Linked DNA regions of Homo sapiens: region 1 is linked to region 2. A link is an interaction called in ENCODE POLR2A ChIA-PET data of the cell type or tissue named here. Cell type or tissue: Caco-2. All regions are shown on one strand.

Evidence for each region. Peaks named below come from ENCODE experiments on the same cell type or tissue, not always from the same donor. Only the 100,000 strongest peaks of a DNase experiment are listed, where the experiment ranks them.
Region 1: POLR2A ChIA-PET joins it to region 2 with 5 read pairs; 2 of 35 experiments call an interaction of 5 or more read pairs at or near these places.

What each region holds. Positions count from the first base shown.
Region 1 is chr3:114,746,868-114,751,867 of GRCh38, forward strand. The region is part of intron 5 of ZBTB20 (zinc finger and BTB domain containing 20); the gene reads right to left. Among named protein-coding and RNA genes, the nearest start is that of MIR4796, 5.8 kb to the left of the region's middle. In Caco-2, no CTCF peak of the experiment used is centred here; no DNase peak of the experiment used is centred here.
Region 2 is chr3:114,377,936-114,382,935 of GRCh38, forward strand. It overlaps ZBTB20 (zinc finger and BTB domain containing 20), which reads right to left. Exons shown (of 12, transcript NM_001348800.3): 9 at 2,842-3,005; 10 at 2,282-2,469. The coding sequence starts at 2,852. All of the region lies in intron 7 of ZBTB20-AS1 (ZBTB20 antisense RNA 1), which reads left to right. Among named protein-coding and RNA genes, the nearest start is that of ZBTB20-AS1, 29 kb to the left of the region's middle. In Caco-2, no CTCF peak of the experiment used is centred here; a DNase peak (open chromatin) is centred at 2,366.

The sequences.
Region 1 (5,000 bases), 370 kb after region 2:
CTTCGATATTTTTCACAAACATGAACACCATCTCATGCAAACGTTAAAATTCACCAAACAAATGATACCCCACTGTTGGAAAGATATTTTCTCATGTCAACAACTCAGGAAGGAGTGGGGAGGGAATGGGACATATACATGTAAAATTTTTCTCTATATTTTTGATAATAACTCTCTGTGAATATGTTTTACTACCTAGGTAATGCTTATATTTGTAAAAACATATAGTTATATCAGAAAGTCAATTTTGAATAAACCTGAGAATGGCAAACTATAATTTTTAAAATACTAACCTTTTAGAACTGTTCATTTTCACTTTTATTTCCAGGACTCACTATCTTAAAGAGAAGAATAAAAGTTGAAGATCCTTGGGATTAACAGAAAGGGTGGAAATAGCCAAATGTATTCATATTTTTGGCCAGGCGCAGTGGCTTATGCCTGTAGTCCCAGCACTTTGAGAGGCTGAGGCAGGCAGATCACCTAAGGTCAGGAGCTCGAGACCAGCCTGGCCAACATGGTGAAACCCTCTCTCTACTAAAAATATAAAAAATTAGCCAGGCATGGTGGTACACACCTGTAATCCCAGTTCGGGAGGCTGAGGCAGGAGAATTGCTTGAACCCAGGAGATGGAGGTTGCAGTGAGCAAAGACTGAGCCACTACACTCCAGCCTGGGTGACAGAGCAAGATTCTGTCTCAATAAAATAAAATAAAATGACGTTCATATTTTTAAAATACAGCAATATTCATTTGTTTAAAAAACAAGATTGAGGCCGGGCGCGGTGGCTCACGCCTGTAATCCCAGCACTTTGGGAGGCCGAGGCGGGCGGATCACGAGGTCAGGAGATCGAGACCATCCTGGCTAACACGGTGAAACCCCGTCTCTACTAAAAATACAAAAAATTAGCCGGGCGAGGTGGCGGGCGCCTGTAGTCCCAGCTACTCGGGAGGCTGAGGCAGGAGAATGGCGTGAACCCCAGGGGGCGGAGCCTGCAGTGAGCCGAGATTGCGCCACTGCACTCCAGCCTGGGCGACAGCGAGACTCCGTCTCAAAAAAAAAAAAAAAAAAAAAAAAAAAAAAAAAACCAAGATTGAGAGCACAGTTATATAGTGACTTTTGATACATACACAATAAAACTTATTGAATTTTCAAAAAGTGAGAAAAAAACTACTCTGCTTTAAATTTAAAGTAATAAATAATAATGAAGACATATCAACATTGGTAACTGTCAGAGTGAGAAAAGGAAATTGAACATTCAATGTGACCAGAGGAAGGGTGAACATGGGAGATACTGCCCAGGAAAAGTGCTCATGATGAGTAATTCAAAGACCCAGAATCTTAACATAAATTTTTTATAGTTTTCTTTTCAAGGGACTATTTGAAAAAAGATGGTTCTGGGGTTTTTGTTGTAGCTTCTTTCTTTCTTTCTTTCTTTCTTTCTTTCTTTCTTTCTTTCTTTCTTTCTTTCTTCTTTCTTTCTTTCTTTTCTCTCTCTCTCTCTCTCTCTCTCTCTTTCTTTCTTTTGGCTTTGTTGTAGCTTCCTCTTTCTCTCTCTCTCTTTCTCTTTCTTTCTAGCTAAAATTTCACTCTAAATTCCAGGAAATTTTCACGAGATCCTTTTAGAGGTTCTGACACAAATAAAGTAAAAGTAAACCTGTTGTGGCAAAGTTACTAACTAGTCTACACTAACTCTCAGTCCTTGCTCAAAGCAAAATAATGGAGTTTGGGGTGCAATCTGGTGAACTCAATGGTCCAACTGCATAAAGGCAAAGAGGAAAGCCAGGCTTGGGCACTTCTGTAGAAAATGAAGATTACTGGTTTGAAGGCCAGTCTTCTCACTGCTTCACTGTATGTGGTGACTATTGTTAAATTAGATATCCCTATTCTGATGAAAAGGCAATGTGCTATTTTTGGGGTATACATGTTTCAAGCTGTAAACTGCAAAGTGCTGTATAAAAGTAAAGTGGTGTTAATGCCTCATAAGATAAACATATAGATTGATGATGGAGGCATTTAAAATGCTTTAATTGCCCACTTTAATAAAGCACTAAATAATTATAATAAAAACAATTCTTCAGAAAACTTGGTGGGAAAAAGGCCTACAGGATATGTTTGTTAAGAATAATTAGATTTTAGTTTTGGAGGAAAAGGTAGGACAAGTCACAGGAGGCACTCGATGAGAAGTCAGGAATGCCTAGTACATAAGCCACACATATTAAGTTGTAGTTTCTTCAAAACTGACAATAACATGTCCTCCAAAACCAAAGGGAAAATCAAAGGATGTTGCCTATACTTATGTACCTTTTGCTACTGGAGATCTAGTCAATCTATAGCCTTGGATTCATAGTTCTATAACATGACAACATAGCAAAATCTCACCAACACTTTGTTTTAAAGAAATTGGCAGCTGGGTGCGGTGGCTCAAGCCTGTAATCCATGAACTTTGGGAGGCCAAGGTGGGCGGATCACAAGGTCAGGAATTTGAGACCAGCCTGGCCAACATAGTGAAACCCCGTCGCTACTAAAAATACAAAAAAGTAGCTGGGTGTGGCGGTGGATACCTGTAATCCTGGCTACTTGGGAGGCAGAGGCAAGAGAATCACTTGAACCCAGGAGGCGGAGCTTGCAGTGAGCCGAGATCGCACCATTGCACTCCAACCCAGGCAACAGTCCGTGACTCCATCAAAGAAAGAAAGAAAGAAAAGGAAGGAAGGAAGGAAGGAAGGAAGGAAGGAAGGAAGGAAGGAAGGAAGGAATAAATTGGCTATGCCTCCAAGTGAATTATACTATAAACTTCTTTCCCATTACCAATAATGTAAATATATAACCAGGCACAAGCATGTGGAAATGGAGAAAGGATGAACGTTAGTCTTAGAAACTTTGGTTTGTATCCCATTTCCACCTTTTAACAAGTCATTTAGCCTCTCTAGGTCAAGATTTTCTTACCTATTAAATGAAGATAATGGTACCCATCTCACAAAATTGTTTTAAGAATTAAATGTAAAATGCTTGGCACAGAGAGGTCACTCAATACATGGCAGCCAAATCACCACATGCAGTAAAACCCAGATAAAATATATTCAGCCAGGACTGTTGCTCTGTGAGTAGGTCTGGTATCCATGCTACAAAATCTATTAAGCCTAAATAATTTGGTCATTTTAGCAATACTCTTTAGAGATTTTTTAATGACATTTCCCAAAGGTCAAGCTAGCTTATGGTTATGTGGAACTGCTGCATTTATAAGAGAGTTTAGTGGGTTCATAAAATAAGTCTTGCTCCCCAAATCCGGATCATAAAGACCTTCTATCATAAAGGATAAGAGTGACATTTAAAAAACCAGTTTTTAAAAAATGATGGTAGCAAATAAATGCAGATGATCAGGATGACAGCAAGTACCAAGTCAAAGCAACACGGAGAAGAAATAGGCCCTAGCCTGCAGGTTACACTTTAAACACTGAGGAGAAATGGGAGAGTAAAGAGCAACACTGAGCCTCATCGGACTGTAGGTGAAAAAAGATTCAAAATCTGACTCTAAAGCAATAGGTAAAGAAATATTTTAAAATGCTTATCTGTAGGAAGAAAAGCAGTAAAGCAGAATTCCTAGGAATTGAGAAACACTTAGGAAGAAAATGCTTAAGTAGTACGATCCAAGGTGAGGCTAGCTGCAGAAAATACAAATATTTATGGGTTAAATCAGGACTGAGGAAAATATAAAGCCAAATATGGGCAGCTCTGAGGGGGAAAAAATAGGCAGCTTGGTACTCAACTGTCATCACAATTCATTTGTGTTTCACGTCCCACTGTTTGTGACATTAACAGAATTTTGAATTTAGCAATGGACTATTTTTGTATTGTGAATCTCTGCAGCCATTTTCCATATGTAGCTACCACTGTAACTAGCAATAACAGCCTTTTGAGCTTTAAAATGCTTCCAATTAATAAGATTCAAAATAGGGGTCACCTAAGAGTTTTCCAAGTTAATTCCCTTTGTCTACTCTTTGAAGCAGAGTGGTATTCCTGCTATTCATTTGCATTGAGGCCAAATTATTTGACCATTTCAGTAAGATATCCTTAGGTAGCTTTTGCTTTTATTGTCATTTTCCAAAGGATTAAGTTAGTTTTAGATTTTTGAACTGCATTTTCATTTAACTAAAATAACTAAAGCAATCTTTTTATGAGGGTATTTAAATAGATCAAATTTATACCAAGTTCCTACTGTGTGTCAAACATTAGCAAAGCAATTTAAAATGTTATTATTTATATATCAATACATACAAATCATATGTGTTATATATTAATGAGCTTATAGCCATTATACACAGGACTTTTATGTGTTATTATTGTTGTGGTTATTTCTGTTGTTCGCAGGTATCAGTTATCAAGTACCTATTATGTTCCAAGAACTCTACCAAGGACTATACACACTCACCATGTAATGAAGATATTATTGGTTTATTTTCCATTTGAAGATTTAGTCACAAAAAGTAACTTGTCCATGAGCATATAATTTGTGCATTCTCTTAAAATCACTTAAACTTCCACGTAACACCTGGATTGACGTATGCTTTTTCTTACAAAATATACTTCAATTCAATAAAGATTCTTTAGTCACCTACTATGTGGCACCTGCTAGGATAGTTATCTTTGTTTGCTATTATGCTAAATCACAGATCTGACCATTAGAATCTCTTCCTTCCTGAAAATACCCTCTTTAGGTAAAACTGTATTTCTTATCATTTTCCATCACTGATTGAATAAAGAAAGGTGGCACTATCTGGAAAACATAAGAGCGTTGGATTTACAAGTTTCTTTTAATAAAACAAACCAAGTTAATCACAAATTGTTGCAACAAAATATGTGACATGAAGGGCATTTAAGGCACATTTAGACATTATTTCTATCTAGAAACAGAAATTTAGTCCACATAATGTCATTTATCTACTGAGCTAAATCGTATTACAATTTTCATCTATAAAATCCAGATTCTTAATGTGTGTTGGA
Region 2 (5,000 bases):
AACACACACTGGTGGAATGTTTCTGAAGTTAAAGAGACTAACAAGTCAAGGGCACTATTTTTAAATGCCCCAAATCTGTTAGTTCTAAATAGGAACTGAATATTTTACCTTAAAGAAATTAGGCTTTTAAATTAATCTATGGTAAGAATGACATTTGAAAGTAAAAAAAAAAAAATCCTCTTGAATGCAAGAAGAGCATCCAAAAATTTTAACAGCTTAAAATAAACCTTTTTCCTGTCTTCTCTCAAGCAATCTCCAAATGGACAGATTTCTGTGAATCTTTCCTAAAAACAATTTTCTTCTAAGTGTAGGCTCAAATCAGGACAAACTACAATCCAAATATATTTGGAGAAAAGTATAATCAATTTAAACAACAGGTTGGAACAGAGAAGACTTACACATCTTAATGGCAAAATCAAAGTGACTGTCTAAAAACAGCTGGAGATCAGGTTTCTCCTCCTGGTTTGTTTTTCCAACTGAGCTCACATCCACTGGCTTCCCCAGGGCCACCAAGGAGATGTATGGTGACACCATACTCACGCTGTTCCTGAAACTTACTTCATGCCAATGCTAAGGCCTGGCCAGAGGATGCTTATGATAAAGCACAATAAGTGAAGCCCAATGCTTTTTCTATTCACAAAACATTCATTTTTGCTGTAACAGAAGATTTCTAGCCTAAGGCAATTCTATGTAATCCATACCCATAAGGTGTGGCAGAAAGCTGGGTAATGAAGACCTGCATGTAGAAACTCCAGGCCCTTCACCACAGGAACGGGCTATTTTCCTGGTGGGAAGGGACAGTGTGCACATGCCTATGGGCACTGTGCCACTCTACTTTCCAATTCTTTCTGTCATTACTATTACACTGAAGATTGCCAGGCAAGAAGGTCCAAGGATGTGACTATTAGGACGGTCCTCAGAACACAGTCCCTGCTTCTGCCCCCTGGTTTCTCTATAGAAGCCTCAACTTCGACTGTTCAAATCACATAGGCCACAGAGATTTGTCTCACGTTACTTCCCTTTTCATTTTCTAGTGACGGCTAGAATATGGTCTTAGCCCAACCTTAAATAGAACAAGCTCTCTTCACCCCAATCCTGCCGCCAGCTCATTTCCCTCTCTTTAGAGACTATCATGATGAAGCAAGTAGAGAATGGAATCTCCTGGACCATTGTCTCTTGCCTTCTTTGCAGAATTTTACATTTGTTCTGTCAGAAAAATAACAATAAAAGATTTAGAATCTCATTTCCTAATAATTTTTGTCTTTGTGGACAAAATTTTATTTTTGAAATAAAACTTTGCAGGTCTTATGTTACTCATTTTAAAGAAGAATATGCCAGTTATTTGCATGTTACCAGACATCCTTTATGGAGATCAGTTCAGAAGAGTTGTTGGGTATGTTAAGACTAAAAGGAATATTCTTTTGGATTCGACTCCAAAGTTATTTCATTCCTTTCCATTGTCAACACACATGTTTCTTTTTCTCTGAAGTATTGGGTTACATTTCAGAAAAAGAAAAAAATCTCCTAAACGTGATTTATCAACTTGCTTAAAATAGAATTAGAAGAAGTGACTCCCAGATTAGTGGGAAGATGGCAAAAATAAACAGCAAAGAAGTGATTTCAATAGCGACGATCTCATTAAGCTGCCCATTTCCAAATTTAGCCCTTAGGCAGTTTTTTTAATTAAAAAATATTTTTAACCTGGATTCTCATTGGCTGTGTGAAGTCTGGGTGGCTTCTGAATTCTTGGAAGCCATTCTCTTTTCTTCTGTAAATTTATGCTATCCTTTAACCACTTCAAAATAAATTAAAAACTGGAAAGACAGAAATTCAGCCAAGCTACATGAGACTCCAATAACTAATGCAAATCTGACTTGTGTTATGTAATTTCAAAATGGATGTTTCCTTGTGTCTAACTGGCCTTCTGAGGTCCACATTTGGTTGTTCAATTTAGTAATTGTGGAAGTGCCATTATCCAGATCAAGAATAAATGGATACCAGCAACAAAACTTCATTTTCTGGGTTAGTGTTATGAAAAGAACGTGTTTTATGTAATTAATCAGCCCTTTAAGGCCAAATGGCATGTCACCTGGCTTTTAAATACACTCTAGCTTTGCAAACTTATAGATATTGGCTGAATGAAAATGGTGGCACATTACTTTTGGCTGCTTTAGAAGACCAAATGCAAAGAGCTCGCTCTGAAAGTAGAAAAGCCAGAACCCAGGGTAGAAGCACTACTCCAAGCACTGCAAAGACACCATCACCTTAGTGGTGTACTCACAATCAGATGACCCGGTGTGAGCGTGAGAGTTTGTCAGTGAATGTGTTGAGTGGATGAGGGCTGGGTCTGGAGACAAAACAGCTTCAAAGTTCAGGCAGGGAAGGCCCGGCTTGGCGCTGGATCCACCCGGCTGAGTAATCTCATTCTCCTCAGATGCCTTCTGGTTTTCAGCTGTCTTGGGTTTCTTCCTGAAAATAAACAAAGGGCCCTTTGAAGGAACTGACTGCATATTTGGGAAAAGGCATTTTTAGAATCTGTTAAAGATAACTTGATTTTTTTTTTCTGAAGGGGGATGGGAGGGAGTCCAGTATGTCCCTTGTTTTAAAACAAGCTGATTCTTGTTTTTTTTCCCTCCAGTAATGGCCTAACTGGGAACACATGAAAGCATATGGGCCAAGCAAACAGCACCACATTTGGACTCTGTTGGCTGCATAAAAAGACCCTGTCCCAGAACTTTAGACAGCTTGAGCTACGTATGGCTGACATTATCCAAGAAAGCATCCCTCTTCCCCCCTTAGGAGTTTTAACATGGTCTGGAAAAATACTAGTGGAAGTTTTACCGTTCTAGCATTTGTCAGGAAGCTTAGAGACAGGACTCGTGGAGTAATGGGAGGAGCACTGGACTGGGAGTCAGGAGACTTGAGCTACCGTACTAGCTGTGCCTCTAACTTGCTGTGTGGCCTTGGGCACCTCACTTCACCTCTCTGGGCTTCAGTTTCCTCATCTGTAAAATAAAGGGCTTGGATTAGAAGGCCTTAAAGGTTCCTTCCAACTTTAAATTTCTACTCATGGACTACATTAAGGAACATTCAACTTTCCTGCTCTTATTAAGATTTTATTTTAAATAAAATTTCAAATCACAATTTAAATTTGCAGCCTGTACGGATGAGGGGGTAGTGATGGGAGGTTTCTGTTAGAGTAGCAAGTGAAAAGTGAAAAGAAGAGCTTAGATTCTAGTAGCTAAAGAGGGAAGGTGTCATGCAGAGATTTTTCTACTCCAACTCTTTACTCATCCTACGCCTAAGATTTTTGATTTGGTGCATCGTCCTGGAGTTTAGGGTGTGATTGTGTGTTTGGGACATGAGGAAGAGAAGGGTGAAGGGAATTAGAAAGTAATTGTTACTAATTGTTATATGGGGTCAGGAATAGGAAGTAAAACAGCACAGCTATCAGTCAGCTCAGGTCTCCTCTCCCCAGGACAATGCAACTGATATGAAATTAACAAATACTTAGCTTATACTACACAGACCCTAGACCACAGCCAAACTGGTTTATTAGTAATAGTTCCTGAACATTTCTCCAATTCCCTTGGATTTGTGTCTTTTTCTATCATTATGTGGACATGACCAGAAAAAGCATTTATTTTATTTGTAGAAGACTATGTGTGGTACAGAATTTGTTGTAAGTAGATTTGTTTCCATGTTTCCCTTGTTTCTGTGAGCATGGTAATGTACTTGTTATGCAGAATATTTTGTATTTAAATTTGTTGTGCTGGGTAGTTAAATCTGCCCTCGCAGAATATGGTGTTATGATTAGTATGCTGTGTTTTCAGTCCAACAGGTTGTGAAATAAAATCTGTTTCTTCAGAGGGCAGGAGGCAGAGATGGCATGGCAAAGATTAGAATAGAGGTGAGGCTTTCAGACATCTTTTTCAGTATGGAGGAAGCCAATACAAGAGAAGCAACAAATTATAAGACCTTATCAATTGATTTTTGAATGGTGACTATGGGAGTAACCCCCAAATCTTGAGTGTCTACATGGACCCTGAAGGAGCTGGTATTCTGATTTTCAGTTTAAAGATGTAGCCAAGATCAAAGTTGCTAAAGCCCAACTCCTTTATTAAAACCAATGCTTTCTCTAAGGTCCATATCTCTATCACTGTTGTCTACCACCAGGTTGGAAACCTCAGGGTCACTATACACCTTCCTCTGCCTTAAAGCCAATTCATCAGTAAGTTCTTACAGTTCTGCTTCCTTCATATTTTTTCTCACATCTGTGTTTCCATTCCAATTTCACTGCAATCACCTACTGCTTTTTATCTAGCTGATTGTTTACTAACTGGCTCTCCAACCTCTTTCACTCCTCTAGTCCTGTTTCTTTGCATTCACTAAATCTAAGATGACTACATTAGCCTGACACTCAAGGTCAGTTCCGTATCTCTTCTAACTTTTCTCATGTGTCCTGTATATTGGCCATACTGTACCCTCAGATTTCTTGAATATCCTCCAGAACATCCTGGGAATCTACATTCTGGGCTCTACATCTTTGCTCAAGTTTTCTCTTACTTTGAATATCCCATATTTCATCTCTGCCCTGTTGAAATCATACTTATTATCCTTCATACTTATTAAATGGTGTCTTCATCTTATAACTGTCTTGATTCCTCTCTGCCAGGTAGGACTTCACTCCCCACAGTGAATTCCTCCCTAGGTCTTTCTCCGAAATGCCTAAGCTCTTTTTTTTCTTAATCTTATTTCACTCACTCAATTTTATTTCAATAATGGCTATTTATGTGCATATCCCTCTTGTGAGACTGTAAGCTCTCTGAAGGTAAGGAAATGTCTTAGTTATTTTAGTATTCCTAGTGTTCACCTATTCTTTTCTTCTTCCTTCTCTCCTGTCATTCATTCATTTACATATTCATTTTACAAATATTTATGATGTACCCATGATGTGCCAACATGGGCTAAAGAATAAAACAGGACTGGTTCCTTCCCTC